Linked DNA regions of Homo sapiens: region 2 is linked to region 1. A link is a loop called in an ENCODE intact Hi-C map of the cell type or tissue named here. Cell type or tissue: A673. All regions are shown on one strand. Links, peaks and the distances in the headings refer to the core of each region. The heading gives the core; the rest is flanking DNA. Region 1 overlaps LOC105377876 (a long non-coding RNA gene). Region 2 holds the start of LOC105377876 (a long non-coding RNA gene).

Region 1 (12,262 bases), core at 2,404-10,403:
TTTGTCTCCAGATCTCAAGCAACAGAGCTGGTAGCCTATATAGCCCAAGGATTAGAGTGTTTTGTGAACCAAAGAAGATTCCCTCAACTCTGTTGAACCCCAAAGTTTAGAAATGTAGGTGGGGCTAAATTCCTAACTCAAAGCATGGACTCATCCAGGATTCCACATTACATTCAGTCATTGTCTTTAGTCTGCTTGGGCTGCTATAGCAAAATACAATTAACTGGGTGGCTTATAAATAACAGACATTTACTTCCTGCAGTCTGGAGGCTGGAAAGTCCAAATCAAGGAGTGAGATTTGGTGTCTGGTGAATTGCTTCCTCATAGATAGTGCTTTCTCATAATATCCTCACATGGTAGAAGGGATGAGGTATCTCTGGGGACTCTTTTATCTAATACAAGGGCACTAATCCCATTCATGAGGGCAGTACCTTCATGACCTAATCACCTCCCAAAGGCTCCACCTCCTAATACTATCACATGGGGTAAGGATTTCAATATGAATTTGGGGCACACATTCAGACCATACCAGTCATTGTGTCTCCTTAGATTCCTGTTGGCAGTTTCTCAGACTTTCCTTGTTTTTGATGACCTTGACAGATTTGAAGAGTACTGGTCATATATTTTGTGGCATGTCCCTTGATATGATTTGGCTGTGTCCCCACCCAAATCTTACTTTGAACTGTAGTTCCCATAATCCCCAGGTGTCATGGGAGGGAGCCAGTGGGAGGTAACTGAGTCATGGAGGCAGTTACCCTCATGCTGTTCTCAGTGATAGAGAGTGAGTTCTTATGAGATCTGATGGTTTTATAGGGGGCTTTTTCCCTTTTGCTCAGCACTTCTCTCTCCTGCCACCATGTGAAGAAGGACATGTTTGCTTCCCCTTCCACCATGATTGTAAGTTTCCTGAGGCCTCCCCAGCCATGTGGAACTGTAAGTCAATTAAAACTCTTTTCTTTATAAATTACCCAGTCTTGGGTATTTCTTCATAGCAGTGTGAGAACACACTAATACACCCCTCATTTAGGATTTGTCTGATATTTTTCTCATGATTTGACTGGGGTTATGGGTTTTGGGGAGGAAGGCCACACAGGTAAAGTGCCATCCTGATCATATCAAGCCTGCATACTATCAACATGGCTTATCACCATTGATATTAACTTTGATCACTTGACAAAGATGTTTGTCAGATTTTTTTTCAATGTAAAGTTATTTTTTTCCCTCATTTCCATACTGTACTCTTCAGAAGAATGCTACAATGCACAGCCCACATTTAAAGAGTAGAGAGTTAACGCTGCCCCTCCTGGAAGGTAGAGTATTCACATAGATTTGAAATTATTCTGCATATGCCACGGATTTGTTCACCTTTTCTGTAGTTTAATGTTATACAAATGGCCTTTTCAGAATGACTTCTTTTATTTAGCAATACACACTTAAGACATGTGGTTTGATAGCTCTTATTTTTTTATCATTGAATATTTTATCATGAAATAATTGTACTACAATTTACTTGTCCATTCATTTGTTAAAGGACAGCTCTGTTGCTTCCAATTTTTGGCAATTTAAATAAAGCTGCTATAAACTTTCACATGCAGGTTCTTGTGTGCATACAAGTTTGCAAATCAGTTGGATGTGTGATTACCCAGGATACCTAGGAGTATATTGCTAGATTGTATGGGAAGACTGGGTTTAGCTTTGTAAGAAACTGCCAAACTGTCTTGTTTTGTTTTGTTTTTTTTGAGATGGAGTCTCTCTCTGTCGCCCAGGCTGGAGTGCAGTGGCGCAATCTCGGCTCACTGCAAGCTCCGCCTCCCGGGTTCACGCGATTCTCCTACCTCAGCCTCCTGACTAGCTGGGACTACAGGCACCCGCCACCACGCCCGGCTAATTTTTTGTATTTTTAGTAGAGACGGGGTTTCACCATGTTAGCCAGGGTGGTCTGGATCTCGTGACCTTGTGATCCGCCCATCTTGGCCTCCCAAGGTGAGAAACTGCCAAACTGTCTTCCAAGTAGCTATTACATTTTGAATTCCCATCAACAATGAATGAGTGTTCCTGTTATCCAATCCTTAGCAGCAATTGACATATTGTCAGTTTTGTTTTGTTTCTCTGGATTTTAGCTACTATAAGTGCTACACAGTGCATTTCCCTAATGATATATGATGTTGACCATTTTTTTATATGCTTATTTTCTATCCGTGTATCTTCTTTGGTGAGAAGAGATATATCCAGATCTTTTGCTTGTGTTTAAGTTGGCAACATTTCATATTTCTAAGATTCTTTTATTAACCTCAGCTTGCTCTTTCTCTGTTTTCTTATCTTGGAATGAGAAGACGCCAAACAGACCTGCCATTTATATTCCAACTCCAGTGCAGAATTCCCTTGACACCCCCCTCACTATTCACCTGGGGCTCAGAGACACCTCCTTAACTCATGCAGTGCATATGATCTGCATGCCCATTAGGCATTTACCTATTGTGAATCTGCTGGTCTGGAAAAGAATCTGTTCCTGCTTCTGCTGCCTGATTGTGTGATATGTAGAGGGAAATTACTCTTGATAATTTGAATCTATTTGTCATTTCCCCTTGTCAAATTGTATGTGCGAAAAGCCTACAGAATCTACCATTCATTCTACAGCTCTTCCTGTCTCCTGCTCCTTCCTCCCATGGCCAGCACATCTCAAGGTGCAATCAATGCACCTAACATTTACTTCCAGCTGTACTACATTACTTGGTGTTATAGTCCATGAACAAATGAAAAAAGAGTTACTGATGCATGGGATGAAGGATGCTGCATTGATTGCTTTAGAAAAAAAATCCCAGTAAGAATGTGATGACCAGCTTCTACAAATACCCTGCATCTCCAAGGTCAGCAACATGATGGAAGAGGGAGAACAATCTCTTTAATCATGACAGCTCCCTTTATTAATCTCTTCGAATGAGCCCAGAACTTTTCTAAGCACTTACATTTTACATTTGCTAAGCACTTTACATATTATGACATTTAATGCTTACAGAAACCCCTGAAAGAGAAATAATTGTCTTCCATTTACAGATGAGGGCATAGATTATTCAGAGAAAGCTGAGAATTCAAACTCAGGACAGTGCAGTTCCAAAACCCATATTTCCAACCAGCATTGTTTTCCCTACTCTGGGTTTCGTACTTTTGGGGCAGGTCTATATTTAGGCTTCACTAGTGACAGTTCCTCCTGGAGTTTGGAAGATGGTGGTTAATATTCATATTTCCAATTCTGTGACGGTTTTGTGATTTTATAGTTAAGAAATTGGAGTCAAGTGAAGTATGAGTAACTCATTAGCTGCCAGCTCTACCCAACTCTCTCTATAGCCAATGTTAGAAAAATGAAGTTATAAAAACAGGTTTAAATTTTTAAATGACAATCTATATTCTGAATTACAAAACATTCCACTGTTCTTTATTTGTAATAAATTAAAATACTGTAAATATTTTTAGCTGATATAACACTTTTCATCTGAGATCTTTACCATCTCTGTCATTCATAAATCATCAAACTACTTTGGGAAGCAAAATTATTTAATAAATGGCCCTCATAACATTTGAAATTTAAAATGCTGAATTCTTTTATATTTTAAAGTATCCCTATGTTAATCAATAGAAAAAAAAAACAGTAATTTTTTTCCAAAACAAGAATGAGGCTCACATGTTGAGACTCCGGCTTAAAAAAAAAAAAAAAAAAGTGCACCTTCTATTCTTCTATCTCACCTCCTGAAACAATTAAAGTAAATTTTTTTAAGTTAAACTCTACCTGGTTAAATGTATCATGTGGACTTCTGGGACAGATTCAATGTTAACTTTGGCTAACGAAACTTATGATGTTATTCCTACTATTATCATTCTAGTTCAACACTTGTCTTCTTGCACCCGGATTATTGCAGTCATCTCCCAGCTGTACTTATTTATAGCATCCATTTCTCTTCTTCAAAACACGTACATGTTCAGTATTGTGCTAATCACTCCTGGGGAGCCTCTTTCACTTTCTGAAGTGGCAGTAAAGAGCTGGTCTTATATCCCATGGAAAGAGCATATCAGTTGAAGTCAGACAACCCTAAATTGGAATCCTATCCATTCTGCTGGTTAAACCTGAGCAAGTTACTTAGCCCAGCTAACCTTTAATTTCTCAAGGGAACCCTGAAATATTGCCATAAAATTAAATGAGACAAAGTACATAAATAAACATTCCTCATTTCCCTATCCAGGACTGGCACCCTATGGAACTTTACAGTTTCATTTCCCAAACAAATAGTAGATAAGCCATGCATTATCTACCATTTTTGAAACAAGTTTTGCATTTCCCTGTGCATTTTATCATGTATTCTCTCTGACTGAACTGTGCTTCCTTCCATATTTTTATCTGCCAAAAATGTCAGCCCTTTCCTGATCCAGCCTACCTTCTGACATGGAGGACCTTCTGATGGCTCAGCTCTGACATTTCCTAAGCTAAGATCCTGGGTGGGGCAGCCATAAAATAATACCTTCCCCATCCTAGTGGTGTATGTGTGATAACATATGGGCATGCATGCCCACTAACCCACAGACTTCTCTTAACTTCTATTACATTTCTCCAGTATGCAAAATTGTCGATTACCTGTACTTTAAAAACAGCACTCTGATCATTCCATATTAGGATTGCATCCTAGCCCTGGGCTCCCATCTTCTTGCCTGGGATCATGATGCTTCCTAATTTTTGATAGTTCCTACTCTAGAAGGCTATTACTACCTCTGATTGGGTCTTAATCTGCCTAAATGAATTCATATAAAATATCACACCTATTTATCTCGGCATCTTTCCTTGAGATAATGATGCTATAGACTATCTACAGGAGTGGATTACAATCTTGATTTCTGCCATGCTTTTTTGGGCATTATAATTTGGACTCTGGCTTCATATTTCGGGGACAAATTGTATAGCCAAGTAAATTTCTCCACCTCCCCAGGTCTAGCTGTTTATTCTCCTTAGTCTATGCATTGAGAATGGAGATCCCATCTTGCCTTGTAGCCATGTTCAGAAGCAATGAGCAACCCATCATTCATACCTAGCTCAAATGCTTCCTCTCCTAGAATCTCTTAATTTTCTTCCAGAACTCTCCTTTATTCAAAAATATTTATTAAGCATCTAGTATGTGCCAGGCACTTGGATGCAGCAGAAAAAAAAAAAAAAAGAAAATTCAAAACCCTACTCCTATGTTTTTTTTTTTTTTTTAACATGGTTTATTGTATTTTCATAGTGCCTCTTCTTAGTTAGTCATAAATGCTGTAATACAAGGGCAGGAAACTTAAAAAAATTAGTCTGTCTAACCACACCTGTAATGGGTTGAATGGTGGCCTGCCAAAAAATACATCCATGTCCTAACCCCTAACCTAAGAATGTGACCTTATTTGGAAAAAGAGTTTTTGCAGATGTAATTAAGGATCTTGAGATGAGATCATCCCAGATTATCTGGATGGGCCCTAAATCCAATGTCCTTATAAGAGAAGACACAAACACAGAAGTGAAGGCCATGTGAAGATAAAAGCACACATAAGAATTATACAGCCATGAGCCAAGGAATGCTTGGAGCCATCAGAGCTTCCTAGAAAAGGCAAGAAAAGATTATCTCCTCTAGCCTTTGGAAGGAGTACAGCCCGGCTGAAACCTTGATTTTTGGACTTCTGGCCTCTAGAACTGTAATAGAATATATTTCTCTTGTTTTAAGCCACAATTATCACAAATTTGTTTGAAATTTGTGATAATTTTTTACGGAAGCCACAGAAAACTAATATACCACCATACTTTGCAGATGACCAGAGCTGGCTAAAATCCTTAGAACCCACAAATAATAAAAGGATTACAGTCTTCACCCTATCCCATACAGGTTAGGACCTGTAATTTGAAAGAAAATCATTTCTAAATAGAAAAACAAATACCCATGCTGAAATTAAAATAGTTCCCTTTCAGCTTTTCTGATTATAAGATTCTAAAGAGTTCATAGAGTATGATTTGTTCTTTTGCTTCTTTTTTCTATTTTTTTCATTGCTCCATTTCTTTGGCTGTAATGCTTTTTTTTTTTTGCAGAACACAAACAATAAGCCAGCTCATAATGTGGGAATAAAGTGATACAGCATGGGAAGCACATGGTGCTAGTCACTTGGTAACTAAATATGCCTTCTCTTTATTTTGGGACTGGTGATGGGGTGGTGGCAAGGGTATAATGAAGACGAGACATACTTTGTTCCTTGGTCCTATCTACTGACTCAGTGGTTCGAGATCTATGAGGTAGAGACATGAGACAATTCTCCAGATAATTTGAATTAACTCAGCTCAACAGATTCATTCTACCTTGCAACTGGCATTTGGTGAATCTCACAGTTCTTCATTTCTGCACTACAGTTTTTCCAGTCACCAGATGAGGTCATCTGTGTTCTTCTCATTGAATTGTTCTAGAACCATGAGGCAAGATGTATCTGGGTCTGATTCCCAAGAAACAAATCTTAAAATTATTTTCCTTGAGTGGATGAGGAAAAAAGAAGCAAGAGCTTTCTCCTTGAGATGTTTCTGGATTTGTAGGTGGCTGATTGAGTGGCTATGAGCCGTGCATGAGCCTTAGCGTTTCTTCCAATTGAGAGTGAAAATAGCATAATTTCTTTGGGAAACTTTTTACTGTCAATTATATCTTACCTCCTGGAGAGACTAGCCAGACAGACTCCACTGACAATATGTAAAGGAAGCATCTTAAGTGCCACTTAGTTGTCCCCAGAGCTTTAGTCACTCATAATACTTCCTCAAGACTGTAAAAACATAACCCAAAATTATTTTACCTTTTTTTAAATTGAAGAATTCTTTGACCTTTCTCTAATAGTTGCTCCCTAGAAATTTCTTCTAGCTGAAGCCATACTTTACCCTGGCCTTCCAAACAAGTTAATGTCTTTGTACGCAGGTTTCCTCGTATTCGTTTGAAAATGGGGAAAATAATAACGACATTTCTTTCTTTTTGAGCCATAAAGTTATTTTCTGAACTGACTTCCAATTTATTTAGATCAAATAGACTAGCACTGTTATCACTAACAAGCATTCATATATCTGCCTTATCCCTACGCAAATGCGGCACATTTGTTATATACTACAGCAGATTCTTGGTGTTCGACTTCCTGTATCTTAAGTTAACCCTGAGTTCAGTCTTAGTAGAACTTAGCAGCTGATACAACTGTGTGATATACTCACTGTTTATAGCCAGCTTCTGTTCTGATTGACTGGTGTCCATGTTAAATACTTGGAATATCACCCTTGTTTAACTGCCATATTTTAAAACTGATCAGTGAAATAAATGGCTATAGGAGTCCATATAGTGCTTGTAAAGTACCACAGTGTTTGAAAAAGATTTTATTTCCTAAAATATGGTGAGTTAACTCCCAATCTTGGAAAGGAATGGGAAATCTAATGGGCAGTATTATACCTTGTAACCACTTAGGTTTGTTACTCCATTTAGTTTAAATGATAGATGTTGGAAGAGGCAATCTTCTTCTGTGGGCTCTGAGTATTCCTGCATGCTCTTTCTGGGTGTGCCAGCCAAGAACACAGGGTCTCGTCTGCTCTTTACGAGACATTTCTTAGAGTTGAGTTTGTAGTGAGTAACCTAACCTTGAAAGATGAGGTAATATTTTCCTGGAGACCAAAGGTAGGCTTGCTTCTGTTTAGTATAAAAACAATAAATCCCCAAGCTCAGTGTTCCTTTCCTGTAAATACAACCCATTTTCTTTGCAGGCATCCATCATGAGCCCTTTGTGTTGCCCCATACAACTTGGGGCACATGGGGACCTGAAGCAAGCAACCATGAAACTCTGGTCACTGCTTTTGCTATGAGTAATAAAGTCTTTTGTCTCCATCCCAGGAGTCTCATGCCTTTTGTCAGCCATCAGTGAAATAGTAACAGGCTCATTTGTTAGTTTGTAAGTAGAATAAAACCTTAACTCTTGCAGAGTTCCTGAGGGTTTTCAAATATTTCTTATGTAAACCCCAAAATAGGTCCTATAATGTTTATTTATATTGTTTCAAACAATTAGTGAACATAAACAGTATAGAATCTTGGTCTTTTATCCTGACTCTACCACTGAGTAAATGATCTTGAGTAAGTTTTTTTTTTCTTGTAGGCTTCTGTGTTTTCATCTGTAAAATGAAGGGGTTCAACTGTGCCCTGGGGAGTTGATGACAAGTCACTTCAAGGGCACTTGCATTAGTCCCTGGTTGTGGGTTGTTGGCTATGGCTGGGGACAATGATATAGCTGTGTTGACTGGCCTGGTCTCCTACCCTCAGCAGGGCCAGCAGCTGTAGACACTGTCCCTCATCAGCTCTCTTTCATATTTCTCTTACGTATGATTTCCTCCACACTTTTCCTCATACTTCCTAACTCTCTCATTTCCTTTTTCTCGGGAAAAAAACAATGCAGATCATCAGAATTTTTTCCTTTCTATCCCTTGAGCCACGGACTGTGCTCTGGATACCATCCATCTTATCAATCCAGGGCTGACACCTGGCAGGAAGAGATGACATGTGGTTTCAGACCACACAGTCATTAAAGTCTCTAAGAGTTCAGCAGAGAGGGAAATTACTATGAACTGGCATGTGGAAGAATGGGGAAGAGTGACCTGGACCTTCAAAGCTGGCATTCTGAAATACAGAAGGAGAGCCCTGCCTCAAGGACTTGCCTTCTAAGACTCTTTCCCTACAGGAATGTAGAATATTTATCTCAACAGGGAACACAAAGAGCTGGCTTTTGCTAAGTTGATCCACTGTCCCAATTTGCCAGAATTAAGGGTGTTCTTGAGACATGGGACTTTAATATGTTAAGCCAGGACAGTCCTGGGCAAACTCTACTAACATATTCTTCTAGATCCACACTTTGTGGTATAAGCTTTATGTCATAAGGTCCTCAAATATTAAGGTTTTGGAAGCTCAGACATCAAGAATTTGATGTAGCCCCCACTCCCCAAATATTGCTGTAACAATGTGCTTAGGAAAGGCAATAAACACCCCTGAATAAATGGAAGAAAGAAAAAATTAGAAAACATAGTAGAAAATGTTGGTTAACATAACATGTATTATCTTCCTATAGCTATCTTTAATAACTTGTAAACTAAAATGGTTTCATTATGATCCCTTTCTAATTAATTTCTAAGTAATGGGAGTGAAAATACTCATGAAAATATGCTTAGAGCAAAGAACTGATATAGAAAAAAAAATAAAAAGTGAAAGAAAAGGGCATAGAGAGAATGTATACCTATATAGCGAAAAGCAACTGTCAGGACATAAAATTAAATATGATTAATAATGGTTATCTCTGGGTGTTTATTTTTATTTCAATATTTATGCTTTTTTGTGTTTCTAATGTAACTATAATAACCACATATTACTTTTGTAGTAAAAAATAGCTGTTAATTGCAGCTTAAAAAATGAGAGAAGAAAAGATGTGTCAAGACCACAGTGGGAAGGACTATGTTAAGAAATATTAGGATTTCATGCTGGAGACAATGGAAATCAATTGGTGGCTTTTAAGCAGGAAAACCACTTATTGTTCTTGATCAGAGGAAGAGTTTTAGATCAGATTTTTGAAAAGGATCCTGATGGCACAAAGGGAGGTATTGCCCTGGCTGGAATATTTGGTTTTAAACATGGGTCTCTTATTTTCAAATCCAAAAGTAATAGAAGTGCGGGTCCTCTGACAGGTGACTTGAGATTCATTCAGGCCAGAGGGCCCAGCCCAGTGCCTGCCAAATATTTTGACATAGGTGAGCATTTATTTCTCCTACTCAAGTGGCCTGCCCTTTTCTTCATCAAAATCATTTAAAGGTCAGCTAGAAAACTTGTTGAAATTGTCAACTTCCACTTTCTCTGAATTTCTGGTAATCTGAAGTCTTCTGAGTTTAGCATCCCCCTTTCTGAAGTCTGAGTTTTTATGAGTTTGATTTTATATGATTGGTTGTACTAATTTGTAGTGATATATACTACCATGGTGCAATGAGGAACTGTGCAAAGAAACAAAGGATGTTTGTTTTATTTTATTTATTTATTTATTTATTTTTGCTAGATATGTTTGTTGGGGTTTGGGACTTTATGTAATTCTGTAATCACTTGCCAAAGAGAGAATTTGACTAAAAATAATATAGAGGGGCTTCATCAAGGAGTGTTTATAGATACATTAATTACTGTGACTTCGCACCAGAATATGAAGGAAATTATGACTTGTACTGAGTGCTTCTTAGTTCTCTTGCATTTTATTTAGGAATGAGAGTTAGGGGATTCAATGTGTGTGCTAAGGTAGCATGCTCTAGACAACACTATAAAACCATGAGTCACCTAGGGTCTCTGAGGGAGGCCTTGGCTTCTCTAACTGTGGAATTTAAAGCACACAACTGTATTGTGTGATTTTTTCTGTTCTGTGTTTTCAGCAGCATTATCTGAAAAGAATTTTCAGTCTGCTGCTTGTATGCCATGCTGTTGTCATCTTACTGAAACATGAAGTGATTTAAGCTTCACAGCTGTTATTGTTTTCAATGGAGCAGCTGCCTGGCACTTCCAGGGACAATGACAGGTTCACATGGAGGCTATCTATGCAAATTACAGTAGAAGGTTGAGCAATAATCTGGTGAATTTGATCATTACAGACAGTCTAAATAATTCAGATGCAGATAGTGTAAAGTTCTTTCACTGGCCAGAGCAATGCAACAAATTGCTTTAGTTCCTTCACTTGATTTAGTGACTTTGGACTTAGCCTTAGTGATCAATTTAATAACCAAATTCATAAGAGACTGATGTATGAAACTAAATGCCAATTTACAATGAGAACCACAGTTCATGCCAGTAGATTCTCTCTTCATAGGAAGAGCTATATGTGAAAATTACTATAATCAGAAGATGAACTTATAATAACAGCCTGAGCAGGCATAGTCAGCTGTTTTAATCAATAATAATCTCAGCTGTAGGAATAAAACTACTCAGTAATAGATCCAGGATTTTGACGCCAGAAAGCATAGGGCCTTTAGCCATTAGATCATGTTGTCTGGAACATTTTTTTCTCTATTAGTTTTAGTTTTGCTCCCAAAATTCCAATTTATACACCTTAATTGACTTGAGTACTTTCTAAATCTGCTTCCCAGGTTCACACATAAAATTCTGAATCATATCTTTAGATGGCAATCCCATCCAGTCTAGGTTGATTTCCTGTGTGTCAATTCTCAGGCACTCTGGACTCTAAGAACAGATGACATGAGGTTTCAGACCACACAGTCATTAAAGTCTCTAAGAGTTCAGCAGAGAGGGAAATCACTATGAACTGGCATGTGGAAGAAGGGGGAAGAGTGACCTGGACCTTCACAGCTGGCATTCTGAAATACAGAAGGAGAACCCTGGAGACTGCGACTAAATCTGCTTGCCTAGATGAAAAGGTAATGCTGCAGAGAAGTACAGATAAAGATGGAAATTCACTCTGAGGCCAGATTGTGGAGGTTCTTAAATGCCAGTATAGTAAGTGTGGATTCATTTTAGCAGCTACTGTGGATGCCTAAGAGCTTTGGTTTAGAGGAATGACATGATCAGTCCAGGGCATGAGAAAAATAAATCTGACAACCTTTCACAGAAAGGAGGAATGGAGAATAGAAGCAGAGGAAACAGGTAGGAGACTGTAACCCTAGCCCAGATAGAGGTGAAATTGAAATGAGTTTCAGACCAAAGTCAGGTATAGAGACTGTATTTGTTGCTGATTGCTGCTGTAAAAAATGACAACAAACTCAGAGTCTTAAAGTAACACTAATCTCTTCTCTTACAGTTATGGAGGTCAGGGTCAAAAATCATGGCATTGGCAGGACTGCTTCCTAGTGTTTCTCAGCTTCTGGAGACTGTCTGCATTTCTAGGCTCATGGCCTCTTCCTCCATCTTCAAAGAGCATTACTCCAACCTTTGCTCCTTTTGTCCCATCTCCTCCTTCTGCCTTGTGATCTTCCTGCCTCTCTTGTATAAGCACCCTTGTGATTACTTTGTGCCCACCTGGCTCATCCAGGATTGTCTCCCCATCTCAAGGTCTTCACTGAATCCCATCTGCAAAGTCTTTTATGTCATGTTAGGTATCATATTGTCAAGTTGTGGGGATGGGGATATGGACATTTTGTGGAGAAGTGCCTTATTCAGCCTACCACAGAGACACAGAAACATCCACCTCTCACTGTTGTCTCACACTACTTCCCTTTCAAAGACAC
Region 2 (12,262 bases), core at 1,608-9,607, 71 kb before region 1:
GTGGGTCATGGATAGAATTACCAGGAATCTGCAGGACCTGGCTCAGGCTCAGTGGCTCCATAAAGACCTTTGTCACTACAGCTGCAGAGTGGTAGTGGATGCACTTAGGTTGCCAAAGTAGACCCTGCTGGCACAGAGCCGTGCTTACTGCTGATACTACTGTTGCCCTGGGAACCTGATTTTGCTGCTGCATCTGGCACTACAAAAACAGCATTTCCCTTCCTCTCAAATCCTTGTGCCTTTACATTGCTGGCTGGAGCAGGTGCACCTGATTTGGTCAAGTGCCAGCACTCTACCTGCAAGATTGACTTGGGAAATTATGAATCTGACAGCCTCAGTGCCTCAGCCTATGTAGTGAGAAATAACTCTCCTTCCCAACAGGACTTTCAAAGTGGGAAATTTCTTAGACAAAGGAAGAGTGGGAGGTAGTTTGGATGAATGGCAGCCAAATGAGAAAAGATATGAACTCCAGTCCAATTAGAAAGATGGTGGTGGCAGGATCTGCATGCGAGCCATGTGTGTCAAACAAAAGCTTATCCTTACCCAGAAGAAGATTGTGTGCTTTTGTTCTTAGAATATAACATAGAAAATATTGTGAAGAAATAAACTCCTATGTAAAGTTTGGTATCTATTTTACTAAATCCTAAGTATTTTCTTTCCTCATAATTTTCCTGCCTGCCCTTAGCATTCTAGAAAGAAAACTTGGGGTTGAAATCCCCTTCTTACATGCAGACATTAGCTTTTGATGGCATAATATCCTTCAACACTTTGGGATTCACTTTCTATCTCAGTTTCTCCCTCTGTTATTTAGTGGAGATAGTGTATGAAGCCCAAAATGTTGAGAGACTGCCAGGGAGAAAAAGAAAACAGTGTTTCCTTTTGGCTTCCTGCCTTAGCTTTCCTAACTTTGTATGTATTAGGCATCTAAAGAAAGAAAGAAATCATTTAGGTTAGAATTCATGCTGAGAATATGAAGAAATATACATATGACAGGCTTTTTCCAACTAGAAGAGAATAATTTTCTATTCTCACCTAAGAAAATAAACAACAATCTTTCCTCTACTAATAAGAAGCTCTATCAGTTATAAGATAGGAGGTAAAAGTAACAATGTCTCTGCCCAATTCTCCTCTCAGAAGTTACCACACAATAACAAGAACAGTAACAACCACAGCACAATTACAGGTGCTCAGCTTTATCTTTAATGAAACCAGGAAACATCTAAAACTCCAAACTATAACACATGAAGATTGCACATGGTTGGGTGAATTTCAACCATTGGGCAGATCAAAGGTCAAATTTACAAGTGTGTATGTGGAGGGGAGGAGGGAGGTTACCACTGAGAAGCTCAGTAGTTTACCCTGCCAGATTCCAGGAATTCTCAGAAATTGGAAGCCCAAAGCCTGGAAGAGAGGAGGCTGAGAACAAGGGGACTATTTGTTTAAGGAGCAGTTGGATGCCAATGCCCACCTTCATTCTGAGAAGTTAGATGACTACCCTTCCTGTGCCCTAAGAGAGCTGAGAGATCCATTTCTTAGAGGAATTGCAGAAACAGTTTTTGGAATTGTGGATACCAAGCACAGATGAGAGAAGTGATTCGATGCTGGATAGAAAACCAGGGAAATACAAGAAACATGTTGTATCTAATGAGGAGGTTTTCCATCATCTAAGCTGAGCGTACTAGTAGCCAGCCTTCTATCCCAAGGACGAGATTGGAGGATTCTTCTCTTAGGAATCTCAGGAACTGACTAGACCTACAAATAAAAACCTAAAAGAGCTGGATGCCTGCTCATTGCTCTACAGTGAGATTCACTAGTTGTCAAGCCCTACTGCTGTGGTTTGAATGTGTCGCCTCCAAAATCCAGGTGTTACCAATGTGATGGTATTAAGAGGTGAGCCTTTAAGAGATGATTAAACTGCAAGGGCTCCTCCCTCATGAATGGGATTAGTGCTCTCATAAAAGGCCTTGACAGAGGGAGCTGGTTCCCTCCTGCCCTTCTGCCTTTTATCACGTAAGGATGCAGTAAGAAGGCCCACACCTGATGCCACTGCCTTGATCTTGGACTTCCCTGCCATCTAAACTGTGACAGAATACATTTCTGTTCGCTCTAAATTAGTCAGTGGCATTTTGTTCTAACAGCACAAAATGAACTAAGATGCCACCAATAGAGTGGGGCTTCCAATCATCATTTTAATGTCTTGTTTTTAAATAGGAGAAAATAACCAGATATTTAAGGAAAACCTTCAACATGAAAAGTAAAGGTACAGTAAAGTAAAAGTAAAGGTAAAAGTAAAGGTACTCCTGCCCCAAAAGGTAATAATAAAAATACACTAAGAGTTAACAGAGGCAAATCAAGGAATGGAAAAAATGCTATAAAGTATTGCTTTTTCATATCTTTAGTGACATAAAACAAGAATGCAAATTAATGAAACCAGTCTGGTCAGAGCAAAAAGCACTTAGAAATTAAAAATTATAGTTGAAATTAAGAATGCTCATCATTCAAGAAGATGAAGTCAAGGAAAACACCCAGGAAGAAGTAACATTAAAGAAATAGATAATAAGGGAGAAAAGCTAAGATAATTAAAGGCTTAATCTAGGAGGTTCAGTATCCTAAGAAAATAGGAGTTTCATAAAGAAAAAGCGGAGAAAATAACAGAGAGGACATTTTCAAAGCATTAACAAAAGATAGTTTCCTTGGAAATCTTGAGTAGAGTCCAGTCTGCTTCTGTGGGGTAGATAACAACCCCTTACACACGCTATATTTATACAGTTTTGTTACCGTTGTTATTTTGTTTTGTTTTCTTCACATTCAGTGTACATATGTAATGGGAATTGTGGTCCTGCATATTCAGAGGCTGTGAATCTCAGGTACATTTTTATCTTTATCTTGGGCTACAGTGGTGCCTGCAGAAAGTGACCTCAAGTGTAATGCTAGCAATACTGCCACCGAAGACAGAGGTGAGTGGACTTGGAACCCATGGGAGGAGACGGTAATAAACGCTAGCTCACAGTAGGATGCGCAGGCACCAAGCTATGTTGTATTTTAATATAACAATAATGAAAGTATTTTAAAAACCAAAGTATTTTATCTCTTGCTATGAAGGCTCCTAAAATTTTGAGTAATAAAAAAAACCGCATATGGGAAAAAGCTATGTTCTTCTATCTTATGTATAAAGAAAATTTATTTGCTATTTATAGGTTCATTAGTAAGAGGTAGATCTCATTCTTTGTTTTTTAAACAAAAATTACTTTTCCAAATGTAAAAAACAGGGGTTGCAAGTAATATGAATGATAAAATCTTATGAAAAAACAGTTTCTTTTAAATTTATGAGTATAAAAATGTGGAAAGATACAAAAAATACCTTTCCAGCAGAGTGGAATTGGTGAGGAGTATGTTAGAGAAATTACTAACTTTTTCTTCATGTGTTAATTTCATGCTCTGTTAAAATGAAGATCTTTTCCTTTTTTTTTTTTTTTTTCTTTTCCTGAGATAGAGTCTCACTCTGGTTGCTCAGGCTGGAGTGCAATGGTGTGATCTTGGCTCACTGAAGCCTTGACCTCCTGGGTTCAGGTGATTCTCCTACCTCAGCCTCCCCAGTAGCTGGGACTACAAGCATGCACCACCAGGGCCAGCTAATTTATTTCCTTCCTTCCTTCCTTCCTTCCTTCTTTCCTTCCTTCCTTCCTTCCTTCCTTCCTTCCTTCCTTCCTTTCTTTTCCTTCCTTCCTTCCTTCCCCTCTCTCTCTCTTTCTTTCTTTGTTATTTTGAGTAGAGAGACGGGGTTTCACCCTGTCGCCTAGTCTGGTCTTGAACTCCTGGCCTCAAGCAATGCACCCGCCTCGGCCTCCCAAAGTGCTGGGATTACAGGGATGAACCACTGTGCCCGGCCATCTTACTTATATAAATAAAAAAGATAATACATTTAAGGTGATATTCCTTTTTACCAACATTTTATATTTTCAAACATACCACAAAGTTGAAAGAATTTTGCAGTAAACTTTTGTGTATCCACCATCAATCCATCTTATGTTTTGGTGTATTTCAAAGTAAATTGCAAACATTAGTATACTTCCCTTCTAATCACTTAAATGTGTATATCATTAATTAGAATTCTTTATTTGTTTACATTTTTTAAATGACTTTCATTATAAAATATGTATTTATCATAGAAAATTGATAATTACAGATAAAAAATCTGCAGATCTATAAGTTAGTTTTTGTTTGTACCAAATACTGTGCTATGTACTTTATTAAAACCATTTCTTTTAATCCTTTAACAAGCCCTAAGTAGTCACATTATCCCCATTTTACAAATAAGGAGTCTGTGAGAAAATTGCCCCAGTTCCCAGAGTGGCAGAGTTAGGATATGCATCCAAGTATGTTCAATCCCCTTACTCTTAACTGCATGCCATCCTGCTAGCCTTGTGTCCACCCCACTCTGAGATAACCACTGATGACTCCTCTCTAAACCCTTTTCTAGGTGTATGTATTTCCACTAAACTGGGGCTATATTGTATGTGTTGTTTCATAACTAGCTTTTTCTCACGTATAAACCTCTTCCTCCAGCTCCTTGTTAATGGCTGTAGAGTATTCTGTCAAGTGAAGATACCATATTTAATAACTACTCATTCTTGTATATTTTTCCAGTTTCTGCTATTATCAAATCTTCTTGCGTGCTACTAATTTTATCCTTAGGATCATAAGTAGAATTGTTTACTGAGAGATTATGCATAGTTTCTACTGTTAATATAAATTCCCCAATTTGCTTTTACCAATTTCCCACCAGTAGAATGTTGGGAAACCTGACTAACAAGTTTCCCAACATTCTACACTGACATCAAATATAACTTTAAAAAATCATTTCTAGTTAGATAAGCAAAAACATGTATGTTTTGTTTAGCATACCTTTGATCGTTAATGAGGTTGAACGTATTTTCACCTATTTATGTATCGTTTAAGTTTTCCCTTTCAGATACTTCTTGTTCAGATTCTCGGAATTCATTTATAAATTAGTCTCTTGAAGAATTCCAGCCCATTTCACAGTAAAGCTGATGTTAAGACCGAAATTTTATTTTTCATGCAGAGTTCACTCTTGGAGAGTTGCAGTAAAGGCAGTCACACTTGGAGTACCTCAGTGACGGCAGAAAGGTTTATGTTTTCCTCTTGGTGACAACATAAATCTCTGTGAGATTGCTGTAAAGGTAAGGAGGATTTTAGAATTCATTTGCACAGAGGTTCCCGGAGCTTCCAATTTGACACGACTGGCCTTGGAAGATTCGCCTGGGCAAATCACAAGGGCAGATAGTTGGCTGGTTTAGTGATTGGCTTTGAAGCAGCACCAGATGCTGTGGACACCGGGAGGCCTTTTGCTGCCCTTCAGGAAAGCAGCGGAGCAGCAGAGGAGAGCGCCATGGGAGAACATGGGCCACCCTGGGTGAGGACAGGAAACAGGCAGAGGAAGTGAAAGAATTCTTTGAGGAGCAGAGGAGAGAGAGCTGGTAGTTCATCTCACTTTCTCTGATTAATAATCCTCACCCCTTCTGCCTGCGCAGCTTGACTGTGAGCAAAATAAGAAATGTGCAGCTCATGATGTCCTGAGTCCTGCTTCCATGTGGGTGGTTGGTGATGGGGCACAGTACCTCTTGTCCAGCATTAGATCTCAGAGGACTTGGGGGAGAGCATCTTTTGGCTGGCTTATTTAGGAAAAATATTTGGCTAAAATTCACTTACAGTTTCAACTACTTTCATTTTCCTATAATACAAGTTACAGGAGAAAAAAGGTGAAAAGAAGCCTATTTAAATTGTTAATATAGGTATTTATGAGTGATTAATTTTACTCCTTTCTGTTTCTCTTTATATTCTATAATGGGCACATTTACATATGTAATAGAACTACTAATAAATTGTATATATAATTTCTCCCCCGGGTGAGAACTCATCTTGCTGCTAAGTTAGGTTCAAGAAACAAGAAATCCTGTTGTTTGTAAACATCCCTTTAAACAGAAGTGAATGCTTGTGAGTATAGGTTCTTCTGTATTGCTATATTGGCAATTTAAGCCTTAATAGAAAAGGGCAGTAGTTTGGTAGTGGTGGTAACTTAAAGCCAGGATGGAGTGTTCCAGATCCCCCAAGATTCTGTGTGGACAGTGTGACTGGCAGCATGTGGGCTTGTTAGGGACTCTGGTACCAAGGCAATCCGTGCTGAGATCTGTTATATTTGCTCCAGTCCAGTGTGGTCCTTAGCTTAGAGTATGTAGCTTAATCCTGGTGGCCGTGGATCCTAAAAATTCCATCAAAAAGGCTCTATTAGGAGAGGTTACATATAGGGAAGATTGCATAATGTAATGTCATTATTTCCTCTCATGAATGGTCCCACTGAGTGAACAGGAAGGGTGGGGCCCTTCATGAAGCTTAAAGCCAGTCCCTCCAGTGAGGTTGGTATCTGAGCAGAGAGGGCCAGAAGTGTAAGAAGTGCTTGAAGTGGGCATGAAAAAGTTCTTCAAAGCTGAAAAATGGTACCATTGTATCTTTTGTTGGCTTGAAATTTCTGGCATGTTAATTAGACTATAAAAAGGGCCTCGACAATGTCATAAGGCAAGTTCTAAAAGCCTCAGGCTTTTAAACTTGAAGTAGCACAGTGAAGGACGGACCTCATGCAGAATGTTCACAATGAATCGCAAAAAGTGACAAAAGTTGATTAATTACTTATATGAAAACTAATTTGCAGTGATGATATTAACATTCTGAAGCCAGCCGTTTCCTTCCATTTGCTTCTTGTGGTTGGGACGTATATTCCTTCTTTGTTCATTTCTTAAAGGAACCATCTTTCATTTTCCCTCTTTTTTTGGTAACCTGTTTCTTCCAAGGACTATAAATATCTGAGATTCACTGATCTAATCAAGACTTCCTCCTTGATAGAAATTCTTAGAGAATTCAGTGGCAAAAATGAGCTCTATCTTTGAATCAAAATCTAAAATTATTTTTTAAAAGAAGGATAAAAATAGAAAATAGCAAGTTATTTAACTTGGGTATGATGTTTGTGACAATTCAGAAACCACCTTTGCAAAAATAGTAACAGTAAGAAAATTATGACAGTGGAGGATATCTGATCTAGACAACCCCCTCTTGCCTTTAGCCTTCAAGCTGACTTAATTGTTCCTGGGCATAGGCTGGGCTAACTTTGGGAGACATTTATAGTTTATATGATAATAGCCCTTCCCCCAAACACAGCCATCTTTGTAAAGCTTAATGAGACCACCAGGCTAGGAAGATAGAAAAGCCTGGATTCTGCTAACATATGAGCATTGCCAGCCATTTCTTCTGGAGGTCACAAGATATACAACTTTCTCAATTACTTCTGCAGATAACATCATTATTGTAAAACCTAAGATTGCCCTTTGGAGATAACTTTTCAGGTTTTTTGCATGTCTAACACCAATGATGGCTCTACCTGGACCTGCTAACCACTCCTGTGTCTCCACCCAGAAGCACTTCAGCCAGCAGGAGGATAATTTCCTATATCCCTATGATTGCACCCCCAACCAATCAGCAGTAAGTACCCATTGCCTAGCCACCTCCACCTCTTCCCCCAAACTACCTTTGGAAAACCCCTAACCTAAGATGAGATTTATTCGAGTAATAACTGTCCCCCACATGGCATGGCCACCCTTGTGTCCATTAAACTCTTTCTTTACTGCAATGCTATGGTCTTTGTTTGTGTATTGAGCAGGAAGAACCTGTTGGGATCTTTCAATTCTATTAAGTAGATAAATTAAAAGACATCACCTCGTGTCAATCCCTCATTCCCTCCACCTAATTTTAATCAACTAGTTGAATTTAAGAAAATAATCTTAACACTAAGTTGGTTACCAGCAAGTGTTCTATTTTTAAAAATCATCTTTTATACATCTAAAAATGATAAAGATGCTTAAACTTTAAACAATTTAAGGTATGTAAAGTGCCTATCAGAATGTCTTATCTATAATAAATGTCCAATTCAAAGTAAAAAGTTTTGCATATTGATGGAGACATTTCGGTCTTGCCCTTGGTTTGAGTGAGGTTCAACAAACATGAGAATCTACTTTCTCTTAAATGCTTCAGCTGTCTGGGGCACCAGCGCCTCCTGGATGAGTAGCATAGAAAGCTAAGAACTCTTTATTGCACTTGTTCATTTTTGGGTGGTCTGCTGGCCAAAGCTTGCTATATTCTATGGAGCAGAATTTTCCAGAATGTATTCCATACAACACCATCCCAAAACAGTCTCCATGAAAAAATGCATTACTCAACTGAGCTCGCAAAGCATTACTGATATGGTTTGGCCCTGTGTGCCCACCCAAGTCTCAACTTGAATTGTAATCCCCACGTGTTAAGGGAGGGACCTGGTGGGAGATAATTGGATCATGGCAGCAGATTTTACCCTTGCTGTTCTCATGATAAGAGTTCTCACAAAATCTGATTGTTTGATAAGTGTGGGGCTCTTCCTCCCCTTCTCTCTTTCTTTCTCTGTCTCGCCTGCTGCCGTGTAAGACATGCCTTCCTTGCCCTTTGCCTTCTGCTATGATTGTAAGTTTCCTGAGGCCTTCCCAGCCATGTGAAACTGTGAGTCAATTAAACCTCTTTCCTTTATAAATTACCCAGTCTTGGGCAGTGTCTTACAGCAGTGTAAAAACCGGCGAATACAACTACTGAATGAATATTATTGAGTAAGTTTAGTATTCTCTACTTAACCTGAAAGCCAATCATTAGGCATGTCTGACTGGTGCTGATGAATACTAATGGTAATTTACTTTCCCATCAGTGTTCGTGTGGTTACGATGCAGGGAATCCTTGTGTATCAGGTGCCTGCCTCCTAACTGCAACCAGACTCCTTCCCACCAGCTCAGTTTTTCCCTCAGACCTCACCATTGCAATCTCCACAGACTCCAGCAAGGTTAACAAAGCCAATTAGACATTAATGGACATTGTCACAACTCTGGCATGCATCTGCTGGCATAATAAAACACTCTGTGTTTTAAATCAATCTATGGTGCAGCATTAATGATAAGATCTTTCGTCTCCAGGAAGCTTTTCAAGTGCACATTTCTCAATGAGAACAGCCTGGTCAGGAGGGAGACAGTGTTTCATGACCATCTCGCTTCAGACTACAGAGTCTGACTCTGGGTTTGCCGTTACACATTACATTATACATAATTAATGGCTGAGTTTGCCATTAATTATGTGATCTTGGGAAGTTACTTAAATGTACCATACTTTAGTTTCTTCACCTGTAAAATGGGAATGATAATGGGATCTACTTTGTGTAGGGTTGTTACAAAGGTTAAAGGAGATAGTACTTACACTAGAACAGTAACTGGGATGTGATTAACAATCAATAAGTAGTTGTTATCATCCTAGTGCTGTTATGATTATTTTCTCAGAAGTTGGGGTTGGAGTTAGCATTCATCTGATACCGTTTTTGAGAGTGTGCCTATAATTAAATCTTTCTGATCTCTTTTGGAGGGCATATTACATTTAATAGGCGTATAAGACTTGGTTAGTCTGCACTTAGACTGCTGAATCTTGAGGAATTGATGTTGAAAGGTTAGCACTTTGGAGCTGGATATGACTGCAAAAATGACCGGGTCTCACTCTTATTTTGCAGATCAAGAGCCTTAGGTCCAGAGAAGTATTTTTCCAATGCTATAGGTGGGGTTGCTATAGGTGGGGTTGACAAAAGAACCTAGGACTCCTAATTCCAGGTCTACTACACTATTCCACACTGCCTTAGTGCAGGAGGCCTCAGTGTGTGTAGGATAATGCATTATTAGTTATTCTGTATTCTGCTTAAATTTGTAGATTGTTTCTTATTCAAGGTTGATATTCCTCAAGCGTAAAGAAGCAATTTGAAAGGAGAGGAAGAAAGACATGGAAGAGACACAGGCTTTAGAGCCAGAGTACTGAGTTTCGATCCTATTATCTAAATGTCTAACTCTCAGTGACTTAGTGAATTTCTGTGACTTTCACCTTCCTTGTGTGTTTGGGGATGATATTTTCTTTTCAGAATTATTGGGAAAATTAAATGAGAAAATATATAAAATTGCTTTGAATGTGGTAGGTACTCAAAGATGGCAATTTTACAGATGTTCCCTGACTACCATGGGTTTATCTGGATAAGTTGAGGGGTGTACTGAATGCCTGTCGCTTTCACACCATCTTAAAGTTGAAAAATCCTAATTTGGGGACCATCTGTGTTAACATTTATGGCTAATGACAGCTTTAATTTAACATTTATGGCTAATGAGAGCTACCTGAGAATAACAGGCTGGAGACAATGTGCAGAGTTTACTTAATCCCATGCTTCTTGAACTGCCGTATGTATAGTCCAGTGGTAAATAGCTATGTGCCAAAGTGAATGAAATGGTATGTCATTTAGGAGTGTCAATTTTATTTGGAAAAAAAAACTTGAGAAACTATTAAGTGATTAGTAAGTTAAAACACTTGAAAAATAACATGGATATTCTATGGAATAAAATTCAAAGTTAAACATCTTAAGTAAAAAGCACAAGACTTCAAATAAATTTTAGTTTTGCAGCAGACAGCTCCAAAATATTCTGCCAGCCTTCTATTTCACCACCCTTCTGCCCCAAAATCCAGAGTGCTCACCCTTCATGGCTGTAGGGGATATTCTGATGAAAAGTTGAGAAGGATTAATTTAATCTATCCTCTTACTGCTGCTTTGTAAAAGTAACCACCCAAGAAAAGATAAGCTGAGATGATGTGTTGCAGGTGCTGCCAGCTCCTCTACTAAATGATGTGGGAGTGTCACATGGAGGGCAGTGACATCAAATCGTGTTGACTCTGAACCCATACACCTGCCTTGCTAACTTCTCATGCCATTTCTGAATGCCTGGTCCTCATTTGTGGGTTCTGTTTGAGGTGGCATCTATTCTTTTTGCCTGCCAGTCATCCAATCCATCCTTTCTTCTGATAATAGCTCCTGTTTTTTCTCCACCCTTCTCCTACTTGGTCTGTGAGTCTTGGCTGTGACTAGTCCTGACCCCTGGATTCAGGGTAGCTATGTGACTGTAGCCTGATTGTTAACTTATGCCTTTCTTCGTGGCTCCTGTGGTGCTTTCTTTCCCCTGAACTTGAACCTGTGAGGATATAAGCCTGGAGCTGCCTGATGCTTCTGTCAGTGAAGGAAGCTATATAGAGACTCATAAATTATGTCCTTTATTTGTTTTGTTTTGCCTTAAAGTTGTAGAGTTGAGTTTTCTTTTATTTGTATCACTCTGCATCTGTATTTACTCTTGCCTTTTCTACCCTAATCAATTACAAGAACTATCTACCTGTCCTTATTGCAAAGATTAATATTTACTTCTTCATGTTTCATGCATTTGTTTATTCACTCGCTTATACTTATAAAGTATATAGAATACCTACTGTGGCAGAGCTGATAATTGTATACTCATTCTTTTCCACTTTTTTTTTGCCAATTGAACTGCAAGTTTATTCACAGCAATGATGTGCCACCTGAGGCCATGGGTCATGATTGATCTAACGTTCTAACTTAATCACACCAATCCTGTTCTAGGTGAATCACACCAATCCCATCCTCTTCTTTCCCAGCCCCCCTTGTAGCTAGTGGTGGCCATGTGGCCCAGTTCTGGCAAATGATACCTCTTAGTAGAAGTTTGCAGGAGAATTCTGAAAAGATTTGCTTTACTGATTAAACAGCATATGCACAATTTGTACAACTACCTTCTTCCTCCTTCCTGTGACTGTGATGTGCAGAGCTGCAACCACTATCTTGCAACCATGATGCCCCCCAGGTATGAGAGAAAGGCCAAGAGAGTCACAGAAAAGACAGCCGTGACATTGTTGAGCTAATGAAACCTCACCAGTAGCCACTTCCCTCAAGACTTTTTATTTGAGAATTACAAACCTCTATTTGTTTAAGCCTGTGTTGGCTTTCTGTTACTTTTAGTGGAAAGCATTCCTAAAAGACACACCCAGAAATAATCAGGCAATGGGCTAAATGCTGGAAATAGATAAATGAAAAAGACATGCCATTTCAAGAAGTTTGGCACAGAACTGTTCAGTTAGTACAGTGTGATGATGTAATTGCTACAGAGTATAGACAAGGAGCCAAGGGAGCCCAACAGAAGGCAGGCTTGAAAGACATGAGCCTTGAGCTGACCCTTACATGGAAATGAGGGTTTTCTAAGTGGACCTTGGCATGGGGTTGGGGACTAGAGCAGTCCATGGAAGCTGGAACAACACG

The links. A loop is a pair of places that touch in the nucleus more often than their neighbours do. Peaks named below come from ENCODE experiments on the same cell type or tissue, not always from the same donor. Only the 100,000 strongest peaks of a DNase experiment are listed, where the experiment ranks them.
Region 2: a loop joins it to region 1, with 8 times the contacts of the local background. A loop is called at or near these places in 2 of 110 quality-filtered maps.

Annotation. Positions count from the first base shown.
Region 1 is chr6:82,610,988-82,623,249 of GRCh38, reverse strand. All of the region lies in intron 5 of LOC105377876 (a long non-coding RNA gene), which reads left to right. Among named protein-coding and RNA genes, the nearest start is that of TPBG, 250 kb to the right of the region's middle. In A673, for the core only: a CTCF peak has its summit at 6,421; DNase peaks (open chromatin) are centred at 6,689 and 7,159; H3K4me3 peaks cover 740 bases; H3K27ac peaks cover 1,917 bases.
Region 2 is chr6:82,681,193-82,693,454 of GRCh38, reverse strand. It overlaps LOC105377876 (a long non-coding RNA gene), which reads left to right and starts at 4,971. Exons shown (of 6, transcript XR_001744232.2): 1 at 4,971-5,201; 2 at 7,486-7,551. In A673, for the core only: no CTCF peak of the experiment used is centred there; DNase peaks (open chromatin) are centred at 3,714, 4,374, 5,444, 6,474 and 1 weaker place; H3K4me3 peaks cover 1,499 bases; H3K27ac peaks cover 7,211 bases.